Linked DNA regions of Homo sapiens: region 1 is linked to region 2. A link is a loop called in an ENCODE intact Hi-C map of the cell type or tissue named here. Cell type or tissue: endothelial cell of umbilical vein. All regions are shown on one strand.

Region 1 (5,000 bases), 640 kb before region 2:
CCTACTCCCATGCTCTATGCTGTACACAATCAGTCCTCAGTAAATATTTGCCTTGTTAAATAGTATAAAAGAATTTTAGACCTATAAAAGCATTTAGAAACCTTTTAGTTCAACTTCATTTTATAAACACAGAAACTATATCCAAGATGCCAGTATGAAACCATTAGATAGTAAATGATCTAGCAGTAGAAAGAAACTGGATTTCCTCCCTTCCTCCTTAGCTTCTTGCTCTTGCCTATTCCTGCAGGCACATATTGTTGAACAAAGAGAAACTATCTAATGGCAGCCCTGCCAGGTTGACCTCTGCATTTTGGTTCCGGGAAAGGCTTGGTTCAATCACTTTGACCATGAGAACGGAGAGTTCCAGTTTGTGTAAACATTTACCACTTTGGGCAAGAAAGATATTCAGGCTGAGCCACTGTTATTCTACCAGGAAATCCAGTCCATGACTCACTGGCTGCTGTAGGAGTGAGCCAAACATGGTGGTGCCACCCTCAACCCCCAGAGGTATTTCTAAGGACTTTCCTAAAAATAGTAAGATATATTCATTATGCTGGGTGGATATTCCTTGAAGGAAGGATGTGGACATAGTGAGCATTACTCTACATTGTCAAAAAATAATAATTAGAATAGGGAAGCTAAGGGTAACATGTCCTCAAGTGGTTGATAGTTCATAAAGGTGTGAGAAAATCTTTTCTGGACCAACACATTGACAATGAGTTAGGTAATATTCAATGAAATAATCATAGGGTTGGGAATTTTGTCCAGGGGATGGCCATACCTAAGGCATAGTTAATATGTGGAATACTATGATCCATATGAGTGGTCATATTTAGACCATTACATTCAGTTCTTAATGCTATACTCAAAAGGCCAAATATTGACCTAAATTATCTGTCACCAAAAGGAGGGAAACTCATCCAATAAAGGATTTGAGAATTATATTGTATGAGGAATGAGTGAGAAAAGAGAAAATCCTTAGAATGGAGAAGTTTTACATATGTAAAAACACACATTTTATGTATACATATCTATATTTATATGTTTTAGTTGCTATTTTTCATCATAACTGTCCTTACATACTTAAGGGTGCAAGATGTGAATAAGAAATTATATTCAGTCTTTATAATTCCAGGGGCCTAGTGAGTACAAGTCACAGGAAATGCACTTTTCTTCTGGAAACCAGATAGTCTTGGTATCTGAGGAACCATTTCCCATGGTCACTTATTTAGTTTTGCACTCTCCCTCCTAGCAGACACAGGCAATATTTTGGCTTCCATAGATTTAGTTTTATGGAAGTAATCAGAACGTATCAAAAATTAAAGTAGATAAGCAATTTTTTTTGCAAGAAGAGATAAACCCAGAAATGTACAAGACTGAAGGACTTTATCAATATCTTAGGGAAGAACACTGTAGTGGAGTTTGGGAGAAAAACGGCAGATATGGAACCTGAGCTAGCAATGGCTAAGGCAAGAGCAGTCCATGCCAGAGGAGTTGGCTCATATTTTAGAGGCAAGTTCCACTGAAGATATGAGTCAATCATTGTATTTAAGGACATGCCATATTGATATCATTCATTTTGGTATCAGAAAATAAAAGCACCTTAATAGAAATTTACATGTGGTTTCATTTTTGGAGCCTGCAGCCTGATGTTTTCTGAGAATTTCTCCTTGTTTTTTCTGCACTTTGCAGAATACAAGCCACATAGCAATAGGAAAAGGTTTCTTAAAACATGCCAGATTTCTCCTTGCAAACCAGCCCAATCTATGGGTCAAACTTTCCTATTGTTGGAGTATTTAATAACTCATGGAACTTGTTCCCTTCCTCCTTTATCATTGTACTTTAATTCTTTACCTTTTATTAAAGCCATCCTTACCAAAGAAAGATTCCACATTTCGACTGTTGGTACTGTCAAGTCTCTGGGAATAGAAAGTCATGGGGAAGACCAGTCTTGGAGAAGCAGAGCCTGAGATAATATGCACGTGAAATATTGAGTAGTCCTCTCTCTCTTACTCTTATCTTTGGCTTACATATTCCTTTAAGAAAGAGTCTTTCTCCATAACAAACAAATCATGATGACCGATTTGACTGCAAGGGAATGTATTACTTTTGTTTGTCCAGGACAGTGAATCATGGTGTTTTCCTGATTTCAAACATGTAAACTTGGTGCATCATTGTATAAACACCTGCAACATCTACCTCTTTCTAACTTTTTAACAATGACTCATTAGTTTGCATAAATATCAATCTTGATATCTACATTCTTACTGTGAACTTCATCTCAGAGTGAAGACTTTATTTGTTTGACCTATTGCTCCTTTTGTGCATCTGAGTCCCTCCTAGGGTTATAGAAAAACATTCAAACTGCAAGTTTAGTAGCTACGAATGTGACCACAAGATGGCAGTGCTTCTCTGCTGATGCAGAACACACAGAGGTTTCATTTTAGTGGATTCTGATTAAATAGGTTTATGGCAGAAGTAGAGCCTTTTTCTATTGGCTGAGTAGACAATGTGAGAAACCACTATGATTGTTAGAGGAAAGAAAGGAATACCCGATGATGGAAGTAGCTCTTATGGCTGGAGATTGCAGGTTTATGACTGATCCTATTTGGGAAGAACAATGATGGCAGGCATTCGAGCTTTATTTATGTACTTGTGGCTGCAGCTGGACTGTAAGTTTAGAGTTTTGGGTAACACAGTATATTAGTTGATGATTTTGAGACATCCAGGGGGAAGTCTTGCTTTATTTAGGCTTCCTCTAGTTACTATAGAAAAAGAAAATTCTGGAGAATAATAACTTGATAAACCTTTCTCTTTTTCTTTCTGCACAGGGGTGAGCAGAGGAGAGAGTGTGGGGCTGCATCTTCCTACCCTGAGTGTCCAGGAGGGTGACAACTCTATTATCAACTGTGCTTATTCAAACAGCGCCTCAGACTACTTCATTTGGTACAAGCAAGAATCTGGAAAAGGTCCTCAATTCATTATAGACATTCGTTCAAATATGGACAAAAGGCAAGGCCAAAGAGTCACCGTTTTATTGAATAAGACAGTGAAACATCTCTCTCTGCAAATTGCAGCTACTCAACCTGGAGACTCAGCTGTCTACTTTTGTGCAGAGAATACACATTGCTTTCCAGGCATCTGTAACCATCACCCAAACCTGAGATGGGAGGTGAAGCAGCATCCCTTTCCTTTGCAATAAATTTTAGTTATAGCACTTGTCATTTTGTTTGTTCATAAGTGGAAACTAACATATAGATATTAAAACCATGTAATGAGGTTAGATTCAAAGTGACCCAGAAAGGTTTAGAGCATTTTGTTGGCCAGTTGATGCTTAATGGATTCCGTTTTTCAAAAAAATATATGGTACGCATTTAAGTTAACAACATGAAGTTTTGACACACATGTACATAGTAAAGTAAAGAGTCAGCTAAAGAGACGCATAGGGCAAGGTATGGGAAAAATGGCCCTGAGCTTCCATGCCTTCTCTGGCTCTGCCACCCACCACATGTTCAGCAATCAGGAGGTTCTGCTCAAGGGATCCTTACAGAGATTTAGTGATGTTGGATTTTGTAATCTAGTCTTCAAAGGTGACTTTACATTTGCTATTCAGACTTCTCTCCTATGAATAACCCCTTAGTGTCAATATTGCAATCCCTATTATGGATAAATTTTAACTTTTAGTTTTCAAAAATTGCTTTTGTTATCTTTTTCTTATTGTAAAACATTACATGCCAAAACCAGATAGTGTAAAATATAAAAAATACAAAATTGATAATTCTGTACCCAGATAGGTTTTGCTAATATTAGGTTGGTGCAAAAGTAAGTGCTGTTTTTGCCATTAAAAGTCATGGCAAAAATAACAATTACTTTTGCACCAACCTAATATTTAGATTTGTTTCTTGATAGAGTCCTATTATAATTAGGATCATGATTTTTTCACCTATTCTTATATCTCGAATTGAGCTTTTCTCACTTCGTCCTCTCCTCAAACACATGCTTTTTAATAGCTCCGTGAGAAATTTTCACCAGTCACAGTTATTTTTATTTTCTTACTCTCTGTATCTGTGGTAAAATTTGGCAGTCCCTTCTACCTGCTGTTTCTTGTTGGGAAAACGTGATGAGTTTTCCTTTAGAGTCTAGTTTGGACATATACTCTGTGTGTGCGAGGGAAATTAAAACAGGAAGTGATTTTAAAATGTGAGCTTCAGATTAGAGTCATCAGTATATTCTTCAAAATCTTATTGGTATCTCTTCATATTTACTCTCTCACATAATTGAGAAGAGTTATGTTTTTTAATCACTCTGTTTCTGCAGAACCTAGCATAAGCTTTTTCACATTGTTAATAATCAATAGATGTTTGTTAAAGAAAGAAAAAATGGATTAAACTATTGTATATTCAAAATTTTAACTTAGGCTTTGTGGTTGAATTAAACGTATAATTTTATGTGTGAATAATTAAACTCCTGAAAATGTATATTTGAATAAGTTGAATATTTGAGAGCATATTTCTTTCCATTTATCTATGTCATTCTTTTCCATAAAACTTTATCGTTTTAAGATAATTAAATTTTTTTCTAGACATTTCATTTTTATTGCTACCTTTATCTTTCTTTCTGAGGTATGTGGCAATGTTTTTAATAAATATTTTTCAGCTACATTATTCAATTCTTATTAGTAAATTGCAGGAGGCATTTGGATAGTTAATTTATGCTAGGTTGTTCCAAATACCCCGCCTCACTTTCGTGTTTTGACTGCTTTAAACATTACGAGTGCAGTTTCCTTTTCAAAAGTTGTATCTTTTCGTGTTGTTGATAAAAATAATGGAAATAAAGAAGTTGCATAAATAATTAATTCCCTAATTCTCCCACCTGTGGTCAAGAGTAGGCTAATTTCAAGATCCCTCATATTATTCCTAAGGATGGATATAACCGGCGATTGGTAGGGTGAGAATGATCCCTTCTGGCTGAGTTATGGCTGTTAGTTATTAGCTAGGTCT
Region 2 (5,000 bases):
AGCCTGTGGAGGCCTGTGGAGGCCTGTGGAGGTCTGCGGGAGCCTGTGGAGGCCTGTGGAGGCCTGCGGGAGCCTGTGGAGGCCTGTGGAGGCCTGTGGAGGTCTGCGGGAGCCTGTGGAGGTCTGCGGGAGCCTGTGGAGGCCTGTGGAGGCCTGTGGAGGCCTGCGGGAGCCTGTGGAGGTCTGCGGGAGCCTGTGGAGGCCTGTGGAGGCCTGTGGAGGTCTGCGGGAGCCTGTGGAGGCCTGTGGAGGCCTGTGGAGGTCTGCGGGAGCCTGTGGAGGCCTGTGGAGGCCTGCCAGCCCAGTGCCCTCAGGCAGCAAAGCCCAGCAGTCACTGGTCCCCCAAGGCCGCCCACAGATCTATGCAAGGTGATGCAGCAGGGGCTATGGACCCACCCACACCCAAGCAGGGAGGCACGATGACAAGGCCCGGGCAGGTAGGGGGACATCCGGAAAGCAGGCTCAGCTCCACCCCTGAGAAATTTCCGTCTAAATCCAGGAGATCCTTGATTCAGCAAGAACCTTCCCTCATGTCCGAGGCTGTTAAACCTAAAGCCAGTTAGGGCAGAGGTCAGAGGGGTGGACCAGGAGCAAGTGGGTCGAGGGTGAGCAAGTGTTGGGAGTGGGGATAGAAACTCCATCCATCTCCGACTGCTCTGCTCGCATATCTGGCTCCAGGGCCCACCTGGTATGTCAGAGGGAATTAGAACGGCCTTGTGAGGAGGCTCAGGAGAAGGGCTCCTGTGCCCACCGGCCAAGTCAGCACTGGGCCTAACGCCACCACAGCAAAGCCCCTCAGTGCAGAGGGCCCAGCTATACGGAACTGGGCATTGCTTAGCCTGGAGGGAATAGGCAGCTGAGGAGACCTGGAAAACACAGTCATGAAGAGACTGGCCATGAAGACCCACAGACCCTGCGAGCCAAGGCCTTGGGCTGCAGCTGCAGCTGCAGCTCTACCAGCCTGGACCCAACCTCAGGCCGACATCCCAGCAGGGAACATGTTACTAAGGCCAGTTGTAGAAGGGACTTCTCTGGACACATGCCCTACTCTCCCAAAAGACTTAAGCACAGGCCAGTCCCAAAGGCAGAAGAATGGACTAAATGAGCTCTTGTGGCCCCAGCCCTAAGATTCTAGAGGACTCTCTGAAACTTCACTTGAAGACTTGACCTCTGAGTGCAACTGGAGTCACAGCCACTCAGGAGAAAGGGCAGGCTATGCAAGCACGTGCTTCAGGAGCATCCTGGTGAGGTCTTCAGCTCTGACAGAGCAACCCCTCTGCTGCTACCCTCACTGGGGGCAGCCATCTGAGTCTTAAGGAGTTGCTTATTTTTTAGGTCCAAACATAAAATTCAACTCCCCTGGGATCACGTATACAGACAGGCCTATAGCACCTTATTATCAGGTACCATCCTAGTGTGGAAGTCCCCTGGCCTGTGTGCTCTGTGGGATGGGAATGTCCCTTGTCATCAATGTGTCCCCAGGAACTAGAACAGTGCCTGGCACACAACAGATGCCGTTAAATGAATAAGTGAATGACTCCTGCAGTTAGGCTCTGGGTGGGGGGAGCTGAGTGTGAGGAGTGGGGAGTACAGGAGAAAGGAAAGTGGGGATTAGTAGAGGAAGTGGTCAGGTGAGTCAATGCTTCACAGTTTTGCCAAGAGCTAAAGTAACTTGTCAAGAACTTCAGAACAAGGAAAGCCTGAGTGGTGGCCCCTTGCTCAGGGCAGCCCCCAGGCAGGCACACATCTATCCAACAAAGCCTGGAGGACAGGGACTGTGGTAAATCACGCAGGGTACCTGGGAGTCTGACCTCACTGTGTGACCACACTGAGGTCCAGAGCCAACAGTCACTTTATGTGGGTTCGCCTCAGTTTCTCCATGAGTCCTACTCTAAAACCCATCTACCTCCGTGAGCCATGTGTGGGAAGACGAGCTTCTGACTGGGATGAGTCTGGGGGAGCAAGCACATGGAGACCCAGTGCTGTCATTCTGGCTGCCGGAAGGCTGCAGGACCACCAGCGCCCTGCGTCTGTGTCAAGGCCACCTGGGCAACGCGGCGAGGGGTGGGGAGTGCAGGCCTCCTTTCACACAGAGACACACAGGCCTGAGGCCTCTCTGGGTAGCACACATAGAGCTATATTTTGCAATTAATAAACAGGTCAGACATTGAGTCAGTAGCCACAAGTAGAACAGGAAGTGGAAAAAGTCTCCCACTTCCCTCCAGGTGTTTGGGGGCTGGGGCGGTCCCCTCCCATTTCCATGACGTCATGGTTACCAAGAGGGGCAAGTAGGGCACCCTTTGAAGCTCTCCCGCAGAAGCCACATCCTCTGGAAAGAAGAGTTTAAAATACTGAGTTAGAGATAGCATCGCCCCAGGCCACGTGCCGAGGGGAGCAGGCTGGGCCGTTACACCACCCCCCAACCGCAGGTGCAGCAAGGCCAACATGCCAGGCTGGGAGGGGCTGCCGGCCCCTCGGTGACTTGCACCGGGCCCGCAAGCAGGCTGGGGAGGTGCTGCTGGCCCCACCGCTGAGCCGCCTCCCTCACCGCACCTCTGCTGCCCCTCCAAACCAGCCAAGATCAGACCTTGATCTCACCTGATTAAGCGCTTGCTTAGTACAGGGCAGACCCTCGAGACTTATGCTCAGGCCAGTGTCTCCTGGGAGGGAAGGAGGTGGGGAGGCCGTATTTGCCCCCACACAGAGCTAGGGCTGATTCTCTGAGGGACCCCCCCCCAATAGCACCTCCCCCCTTACCCTGATGCTTGTCCATTAGGTGATGGCCCTAATGGACGCCTTGATGGACACGTCCGGGACCCAGGGACCCGGAGACCAGGAATCTGCTGGTCTCAGGGAGCCGCAGAACCTGAAACCCAAAAATACCAGGCTTGATCGCCTGCTCTTCGGTAGTGTCGCCATCCACCCGCATGGGGGCAGCAGCGCTCCACCAAAAAGACCTCTTCTCCCTTTGTCTGTTAATTCTGGAGATAGAAAGCCCCCAAAGTTTAGGAAAAGCTCTTTTCCGAGGAAAATAAAAGGGCAGGTGACTTTTATCCCACAAGTCCCTGCCCTGTGCCCGTCACTGCGCTGGGCGCAAGGCCTGTGTCATCCTGTCACATCCCCCCCCAAAGGAGAGGAGGGCCTGGGGCCTGGGCCGGCAGCAGGGGGCGCTGTTCGTCCGGGATCGTCAGACCCGCTCCACCCGGAGCCCTGGAGGAAGTGCCCAGGGAGGGCTGGGGGCCCGGAGGAGGCCTTGGGTTCGGAATTAGGCTGGCTGGAGTCCGGGATCCACCACATCATACACTCGTGCCTTTGGCAGGTCACTAACCGCCCACCGCCTCAGTTTCCCGGTGGGACGAACTCTCTCTCACAGGTAGTTTAAGAACCAGGCTTTCTTTGGCATTGTATACCTGCCATGTGCCAGGCTGTGTCGTGCTCTGGGGATTCAGTCTCTGTGCAAACTATGACTCCATACAGATGAAGTCCAAGAACAGGCAAAACGCATCACAGGTGATAGAAATTAGGGCACTGTTTGCCTCTGGGGTAGAAGGATGGATTGAAAAGGGGCACGAGGAAACCTTCAGGGGTGGTGGAAATGTTCCATATCTTTATCTTGGGTGATGGCTATATATATATCAAATGCATCATTAGTGTATTTTCATGTAATTATGCCTCAAGAAAGTACTGCTCCCATTAAATACACACACACACACACACACACACACACACAGAGTTTCTGTCTTCAAGGAGTTAACAGTCCAGTGAGTAGTGGGTATGAAAGAGATGTGTTAATGGCTGCAATTGCAAGACAGAGGCTTTTGTTACTATATTCTCCTCAGGCAGGAGTCCTCAGGCAGGAGGCAGGAGAACCAGTTGTTTGTCCCTAAGCGTCACTGCCCCTCACTAGCCTTCTCTCCTGGGGCCTTTAATTTTTCTGAGTCCCCATGTGTTATTATTCACATAGAGATAAAAATACCTGCCCACCTATTCTCAGTGTTGTTGAAGGGATTGAAAGCAGTAATGGGTGTGGAATGCTTAGTAAACTGAAATCCCAGTGCAAATATGAAGTGGGAATGCATCAGAATGCCCAGGAAGACGAACCATGACCCGAACAAGATGGGCTGGGCCAGGTCAGATGGCACTGCCATACTGAGAAAAAAGTGGGCTGGCTGCGGCTTCACACAGCCCGGGAGAGCTCAGAACTCCCCAGGCCCTGCCGGTGCGCTGGTGTTTCTCATAGTATGTGGCCACCTCTCCAGTCACTTCGGCCCTAGGAGCTTCTTGTTACACCATGATTTTGTCACTACCTCCGCAGCTTCCCACCTCCTGCTTCCGGCTTCCAGAAGGAAGCGCGTGATGGAGGGGAAATGACAGGGCCAGGAGGCAGCGGTCAGGCTGGGCCGAGTTTCTGACAGAAGCCAACACTTCTGGCCCCACAGTGCTCACGGCCTCCCTGACTCCTCACCACATCACAGCTGAAAAGGCTCACGTCTTATCTCCCCTCTCAACCTCTGGGGGCTTCTCTGCTTTCAGAAGGAGCCCCTGGAGCCCCTGGCCGAACACATCTGAAAGCACGGAGCCAGACCTCTGCAGCGCCCTCCAGCGGGCAGGTTCTGCGGGCAGCCATCTCCTCGCAGGCCAGAACACCCCACGTCACTCCAGGACGGTTCGCCACCTTTGAGAAGAGAGGACTCCAGTGTCTGTTCGCTCTGGAAATGTGGGCATGTTCCCATTCCAAAGGTGATAGGATCTGAGGGGAGGATCCTTCCCATTTTCAAAGCCTTCCTAAAATCCCACTGATTAGTGGGGAGGAGTGCAAGTCTACCCTTTCCCCGAACCACCCACATGAAATTTAGCAACAACAACAACAAAAAAGGAAAATATTAGAGGAAGATCATATAAGTGTAAGAAGACAAGGCTGGCAGGACCTAAGAGAGTCTAGGTAGATGAAGGAATATGGTTTACATAATGGGGAGCACCTGGTCTCCATTTCATGCTTC

What was found. Peaks named below come from ENCODE experiments on the same cell type or tissue, not always from the same donor. Only the 100,000 strongest peaks of a DNase experiment are listed, where the experiment ranks them.
Region 1: it touches region 2 in a loop (3-fold over the local background); 8 of 110 quality-filtered maps call a loop at or near these places.

The regions. Positions count from the first base shown.
Region 1 is chr14:21,915,635-21,920,634 of GRCh38, forward strand. It overlaps TRA and TRAV13-2. Among named protein-coding and RNA genes, the nearest start is that of OR4E1, 240 kb to the left of the region's middle. In endothelial cell of umbilical vein, a CTCF peak has its summit at 2,394 (motif pointing right); DNase peaks (open chromatin) are centred at 367 and 2,287; H3K27ac peaks cover 2,964 bases.
Region 2 is chr14:22,554,194-22,559,193 of GRCh38, forward strand. LINC02332 (long intergenic non-protein coding RNA 2332) reads right to left here and starts at 2,869. Exons shown (of 3, transcript NR_146543.1): 1 at 2,758-2,869; 2 at 2,599-2,660; 3 at 2,118-2,329. It overlaps LOC105370399 (a long non-coding RNA gene), which reads left to right and starts at 2,373. Exons shown (of 2, transcript XR_007064066.1): 1 at 2,373-3,373; 2 at 4,534-5,000. RefSeq lists enhancers at 1,205-1,334, 1,915-2,014, 2,065-2,404, 3,265-3,474 and a silencer at 2,515-2,564. In endothelial cell of umbilical vein, CTCF peaks have their summits at 3,118 (motif pointing right) and 4,592 (motif pointing left); DNase peaks (open chromatin) are centred at 2,238 and 3,078; H3K4me3 peaks cover 215 bases; H3K27ac peaks cover 3,445 bases.